Linked DNA regions of Mus musculus: region 1 is linked to region 2. A link is a contact called in ENCODE Hi-C data. All regions are on one chromosome and are shown on one strand. Each heading gives the region's core, a stretch centred on a gene start or an enhancer-like site at or near the end of the contact. The rest is flanking DNA. Distances are from core to core; before and after follow the strand shown.

Region 1 (3,044 bases), core at 84-2,583, 120 kb before region 2:
CTTCTTAGAAGTTTTCAATGAAACATAGCTTTTTGGTTAGGGGTGGGACTTTCACCCACTTCTTCCCCTTCTCCATCCTGGGATTTTATCTGGCTTGGCCCTGTGCAAGTCTTGTGCATGCTGTCAGTTTCTGTGAGTTCATATGGACATCAACCCTATTGTGTCTGGAAACATAACCTCTCCCTTTCATCCACTCTGTGTTTTCTGTATCTAATCTTCTCTCAGTTACTCCTACTTACTGGATCCTACTGAGGTATTGAGAAATTTCTCTGTCTCTTTGTGGTGACTGACCCTCAATAGACTTAGTGGGAGATGGTGGCAAATGATTGTTGAAGAGTGTGGAGAATTTAGTGATTCCAATACTCTCAGAGATGTGAACATTCATTAGAAGATGTAGAGGATTCTGTCTTGAGTAAAGTGAGGACTGGCACAGCTGAGGACTGGACACAGCATGGAAGACATTGGGAAAGGTCAGAAGGAACAGGAAAATAGTCCTCTATAAAGTGTAGTTTTATTTCCTGGTGAGTTTATGATTTTGGGAGTTTGATCTCTAGTTGGTGACTGAATCATGCTGGCCTATTCTGCTCATGCTTCAGTAGATGTGAAGACTGAGCGGCATTGCTCCAGAGGGAGCTTTTCTCCTTAGGTTTGCTCTGAGTCACCATATGATATCTCTGCCATGCCACGGCACAGAGGGAAGGCAAGCCCCTTGATTCTGAACTTGCTTTGGTCTTCTCAGCTTGCAGAACTATGAGCTAATAAATGTCTATTCTTTGTCAATGATCAAGTCATATGAAGCATATGAGTTATTTATATGCTTCAGATATAATAATTCTCTGAGGAACAGAAGGACACAAAGAATTGGAGCAGAATGGCATCAAAAGGAACATGCAAGAGGAAGACCTATTAAATGCAATGAAGATAATACAAATACATGATCTATGTATCCATCTCCCCACCTTTCTACCTAGAATGTATCTTAAACTCTTAAATTCAAAACACCTTATGATATTTAGAGAGATACCCGGGCTGAAAGTTAGAAAGACTCATTCTGAGTTATTTTTTCTGTGTGTGTGTGACTATTAATAAATAACCATTTCTCTGGACTTCTATTTTCTGTTAATAGCTAAAGGGAATTAAAATATAATAAATTATCCCACTAGAGTAGTAACATTTAATGGTGAATAAGAATGTACTGGCTGAGTAGTAAGTATTTAGCAAAACAGCCTGAGCTTTTGGGAGTGCTTTTAGTGAAATTAACTTGTGCTGCAATGCTTTGACTTTTTTTCAGCTCTCCCATTATCTGATGTTCAACACATGTGAGCTGACCCAATGGTCCATGAAAATAACGTAACTGAGTTAATTTTCACTGGCCTTTTCCAGGATCCAGAGGTTCAGAAGGTGTGCTTTGTGCTGTTCCTTCCTGTGTACCTGGCCACATTGCTGGGCAACGGTCTTATTTTTGTGACAGTCAGCATCAGTAAGACTTTACATTCTCCCATGTACTTCTTCCTCAGTTCCTTGTCCCTGGTGGAGATCTGCTACTCCTCTACAGTTGCCCCTAAGTTCATCACTGACTTACTTGCTAAGGTTAAAACCATCTCTCTGAAGGGCTGTCTAACTCAGATATTCTTCTTCCATTTCTTTGGTGTTGTTGAAATCATTTTGCTAGTGATGATGGCCTACGATCGCTATGTGGCCATCTGCAAACCTCTTCATTACATGATCATCATGAGTCGTCAAGTGTGTCACATGTTGGTGGCTGGCTCCTGGCTGGGGGGCCTCATTCACTCCATAATCCAGATCATCATCACTATTCCATTGCCCTTCTGTGGTCCCAATGTGATTGACCACTACTTCTGTGACCTGCATCCATTACTTAAGCTTGCTTGCAGTGACACCTTTATGGAGAGGTTTATTGTAATGGCTAACAGTGGTCTATTCTCTATAATCTCTCTCTTCATCTTGGTGTCCTCCTATGCTGTCATCCTAATCAGCTTGAGGAAGCGTTCTGCAGAGGGGAGACGGAAGGCCCTCTCTACCTGTGCCTCACACATCACAGTGGTCATCCTGTACTTTGGACCTGGTGCATTTATTTATATGAGACCCTCCTCTGCCTTCACTGAAGACAAGCTTGTGTCTGTGTTCTACACTGTCATCACTCCCATGCTGAACCCCATTGTCTATACTCTAAGGAATACAGAAATGAAAAATGCTATACGTATGTTCTGGAGCCAAAAAGACAAGTGAAGGTCCACAACAAAATTAGAACTATGTCTTGGGTTTTGTGCTCATTGAAATGGGTTCTGCTTGCAGTAGAATTTTCTTTTTATCCCTTTTTTTTTTTTTTAACAAAACCTACTACAATCATCTGTATGGTATAATTTCTTAGGAAACTTCTACTGTGGTCTGCCTTTCCTAAAATATTAGTTCTAAAACTCACATACTAACATAAATCCAGGTCTTTGAATTTCAAAGCTTCATTTTTACTATTTAAGCTAATGTTTCTTGTCTCAAAACTACATGTTATATTTACTTATAATAGCTCATGCTTTTATGGTTTCTAATCTTTCCAATGATTAGAATGTGGTTAAATATGGATGATTGTGAGGTATTTGATTTGATGTGATTTCCCCTATTTACTCTGCAGAGCTGTCACACAGCAGAGAGTGGTCCGTCCTCCTTTTTTTTTTTTTTTTTTTTTTTTTTATTCCCTGGAAACTCCTTTCCAGTGTCATTATTGTCCATTAAAGTAAAGTAAATGAAGTAAAATAAGGGTTACATTTGAGCTATGACAGCAGGCTGTGGGCTTGACACAGTGTGACTGAGAGTTGGGTGGCATACACATGAATAACCATGGCAAAGTGGGCATTCATGTCCTCAGTAGACAGAATGGAACAACCTGAGAATTATAACTTATAAATCTTATTTCTGCAATTTCCCATTTAAAGTCTTTATGGTGATAGGTAATCCTAGATAACTGAAACTGTGTATTCTGAAAGAATAATAGCTTTAAATTTGTGTTATAATATACTTTTTTTGCA
Region 2 (3,041 bases), core at 177-2,676:
TAAATAATACTACCATAGCTTTGATCTCTCTCTCTCTCTCTCTCTCTCTCTCTCTCTCTCTCTCTCTCTCTCCATATATATATATATACATATATATATATATGTATATATATTACATTTTTCTCTTGTAAAATAGTATAATTCATAATTCTATGTTTGTAGGAAATTTACTATCTTTGCCTCATGTAACAGTGAAGTAATTCAGAGCAGTGGCACATGAGTGAGCAGAAAGCATTGCCTTGTTAGTGATAAAGATGGTAAAGAAGATGGTGACTTATATTTGTCTCAAGTAGCTTTTGTATAGTTTATTCAAGAGTTAGGCAAACATAAATACCAGGCACAGCAGCATTGGATGTACCTGACCAAACACACTGTTATGCTTATATTCTACATAGACAGAAGCTCGTGAAGTATCTTATCTGAAATATTCATTTAACAGTAGGAGAGGGTAAGGGGCTGTCTATGCCTAATCTCTTCTAAGTTCATCCTGTCTCCTTGGGAAGGGTGTGGCTGGGAGTGTTCTATTACTGTATCAGGAAAGAAAAATCTCTCATGGTCATCTCTATCAAGTCATATACCTGCAAATGATGCTTCTTAATATAAAAAAGATCTGATTTGTTGTGTTTCATGATTTACAATATTTAAATACTGTGACCTTGACTGACTTTAAGATACCAAGATGGTATTCCTGAATGTGAAGTTTGGGAAAATTACATCAAAAGCAGTTCCAAATGGCCCCATACACTGCCCGTAACACCTGTGTGTAGAGTTAGACTCTCCTTGCACCATACTGATGGAAGTACCTGTACATACACTTGATGGCAGTTTGTTCTCTAGAGTGATTGTACTGGTTTTTATGTTTACAATGGAATATGAGAGCAACCATAACTTTTACATTAGCCCTTGGTGTTTCTCTTCTGCTAATCACCTTTCCAAGTGATAAGCCTTGATTGACTTCTAAGTGAGTGTTTCTTTTTATATTTTATAGTGACAATGGTAGTCATAAATTACTAGTGAGACATATTTTCACCTCACCTACATTAATATATTGATACAATAGAAAATGGATACTCCTTGAGACATAGAAGAAAGAAATAAAGAATAGATGTGAAGAAATATGTCAAGGGAATTCTTCAAGAAGAAGAGGTATCAAAATGTAGTAAAGAGTATACAAATATATGTTCTTAACTTGAATGGCAGCCCAAATTCAAAATGTGTGGTTATGGGCAAGTAATCATTTCTATGGATTTCTCTTTTCCAATGATAAAACTAAGTAAAGCAAAATGTCATAAAATGTTAGTGTACTATGGTGAATTCTGAATTATTACATGTTGGCTAATGGAATGATTAGTAAGTGGGTTGTTTTCTCTGACATCCTGTAAATGATGTAACTGGTGCTACAATGTTTTATTTTAGGACACTTACTGCCTGATGTTCACTTCTCCTCAACTGAATCCATGGCCAGGGAAAATAACGTGACTGAATTGATCATCACCGGCCTTTTCCAGGATCCAAATGTGCAGAAGGTGTGCTTTGTGCTGTTCCTTCCTGTGTACCTGGCCACAGTGTTGGGCAATGGCCTCATTGTTGCAATGGTCATTGTCAGTAAGAGTCTGCATTCTCCCATGTACATCTTCCTCAGCTCCTTGTCCCTGGTGGAGATCTGTTACTCTTCTACTGTTGTCCCTAAGTTCATCACTGACTTACTTGCTAAGGTTAAAACCATCTCGCTGAAGGGCTGTCTGGCTCAGATATTCTTCTTCCATTTCTTGGGAGTGGCTGAGATATTTTTGCTTGTGGTGATGGCCTATGACCGCTATGTGGCCATCTGCAAACCTCTTCATTACATGAATATCATGAGTCGTCAAGTGTGTCACGTGCTGGTGGCTGTTTCTTGGCTGGGGGGCTTTTTACATTCTATAATTCAGGTTCTTATCTCTATTCAGTTGCCCTTCTGTGGTCCCAATGTGATTGACCACTACTTCTGTGACCTGCAGCCATTATTCAAGCTGGCTTGCACTGATACATTTGTGGAGAGTGTCATTGTAATGGCCAATAGTGGTTTAATTGCTCTGTGTTCCTTCCTTGTCTTGGTGTCCTCCTATGTCATCATCCTTGTCAATTTGAGGAAGCATTCTGCAGAGGGGAGACGCAAGGCCCTCTCCACCTGTGCCTCTCACATCACAGTGGTCGTCTTGTTCTTTGGACCCGCCATCTTCCTCTACATGAGACCTTCCTCTACTTTCACTGAAGACAAGCTTGTGGCTGTGTTCTACACGGTCATCACCCCTATGCTGAATCCCATCATCTACACACTCAGAAATGCAGAGGTGAAAAATGCTGTGAGGAAGTTGTGGGGAAAAAGAATATAGGTATGAAGTGAAGGAGAACTAATGATTAAAAAAAATAACCTATTATTGAAGTGGGTCTATTTTCTGTGAGATATTAAAAAATGGTAACCAAAAATTAACGACATCAGATTATTTTTTTTTTCGACTCTATGAATGCACACTTTATTATTAATGTACCTTCTCCCATAGACAGACGCCTGCCCCCACAAAGAAGTTGAAAAGTCAGAAATCTTGTGACATGCCATCTCTGCTTTGATACCCAGAAGAGAGCTTGAGCTTCTTCAAGGCTTCCAACGCTTCGGGGAGTCCAGGGTCATTCTGAGAGCACTCCTTGGAGTTCTTCTGCCTGTCGAAACTTCTTGTTGTAGAGTACTCACGGGACGTTTTCCAATCCCTGTAGTAGCGCATAAATAACCGTCTGTACCCCCTCATTCTGTCACGCTGAGTGATGAACCAGGATCTGATGAGGTCTTTCTGTAGTTTGAGTTCCTCAGCGAAGGCCTGCAGAGTTTCCTCATTAGGGTAACGGTCTGTCTCGAAGTGCTTTCTTAGCTTCTGGAACTGCACATCGGTCAACTCCGTCTTTGAAATTAATACAGTTTTGCTATCCTTTAAGCGCATTTGAACTATCATCCCGTCGATTTCTTCCATCATGAGGCTGCTGCTCACTTGAGTTCCCTCCTTCAGTTT

What was found. Hi-C counts contacts between places; a loop is a spot of excess contacts on that map.
Region 1: a loop to region 2 is called in a map of T-helper 17 cell, with 4 times the contacts of the local background. The contact joins the promoter of Olfr1271 here to the promoter of Olfr1270 in region 2. A Hi-C loop is called at or near these places in 5 of 37 maps with a recorded cell type or tissue (T-helper 1 cell, T-helper 17 cell, T-helper 2 cell and 1 more).

Annotation. Positions count from the first base shown.
Region 1 is chr2:90,264,717-90,267,760 of GRCm38, reverse strand. It overlaps Olfr1271 (olfactory receptor 1271), which reads left to right and starts at 1,333. Exons shown (of 1, transcript NM_146793.1): 1 at 1,333-2,250. The coding sequence starts at 1,333. The coding sequence ends at 2,250.
Region 2 is chr2:90,148,421-90,151,461 of GRCm38, reverse strand. It overlaps Olfr1270 (olfactory receptor 1270), which reads left to right and starts at 1,426. Exons shown (of 1, transcript NM_146985.2): 1 at 1,426-2,443. The coding sequence starts at 1,458. The coding sequence ends at 2,372. It also overlaps a transcript of Olfr32 not described here.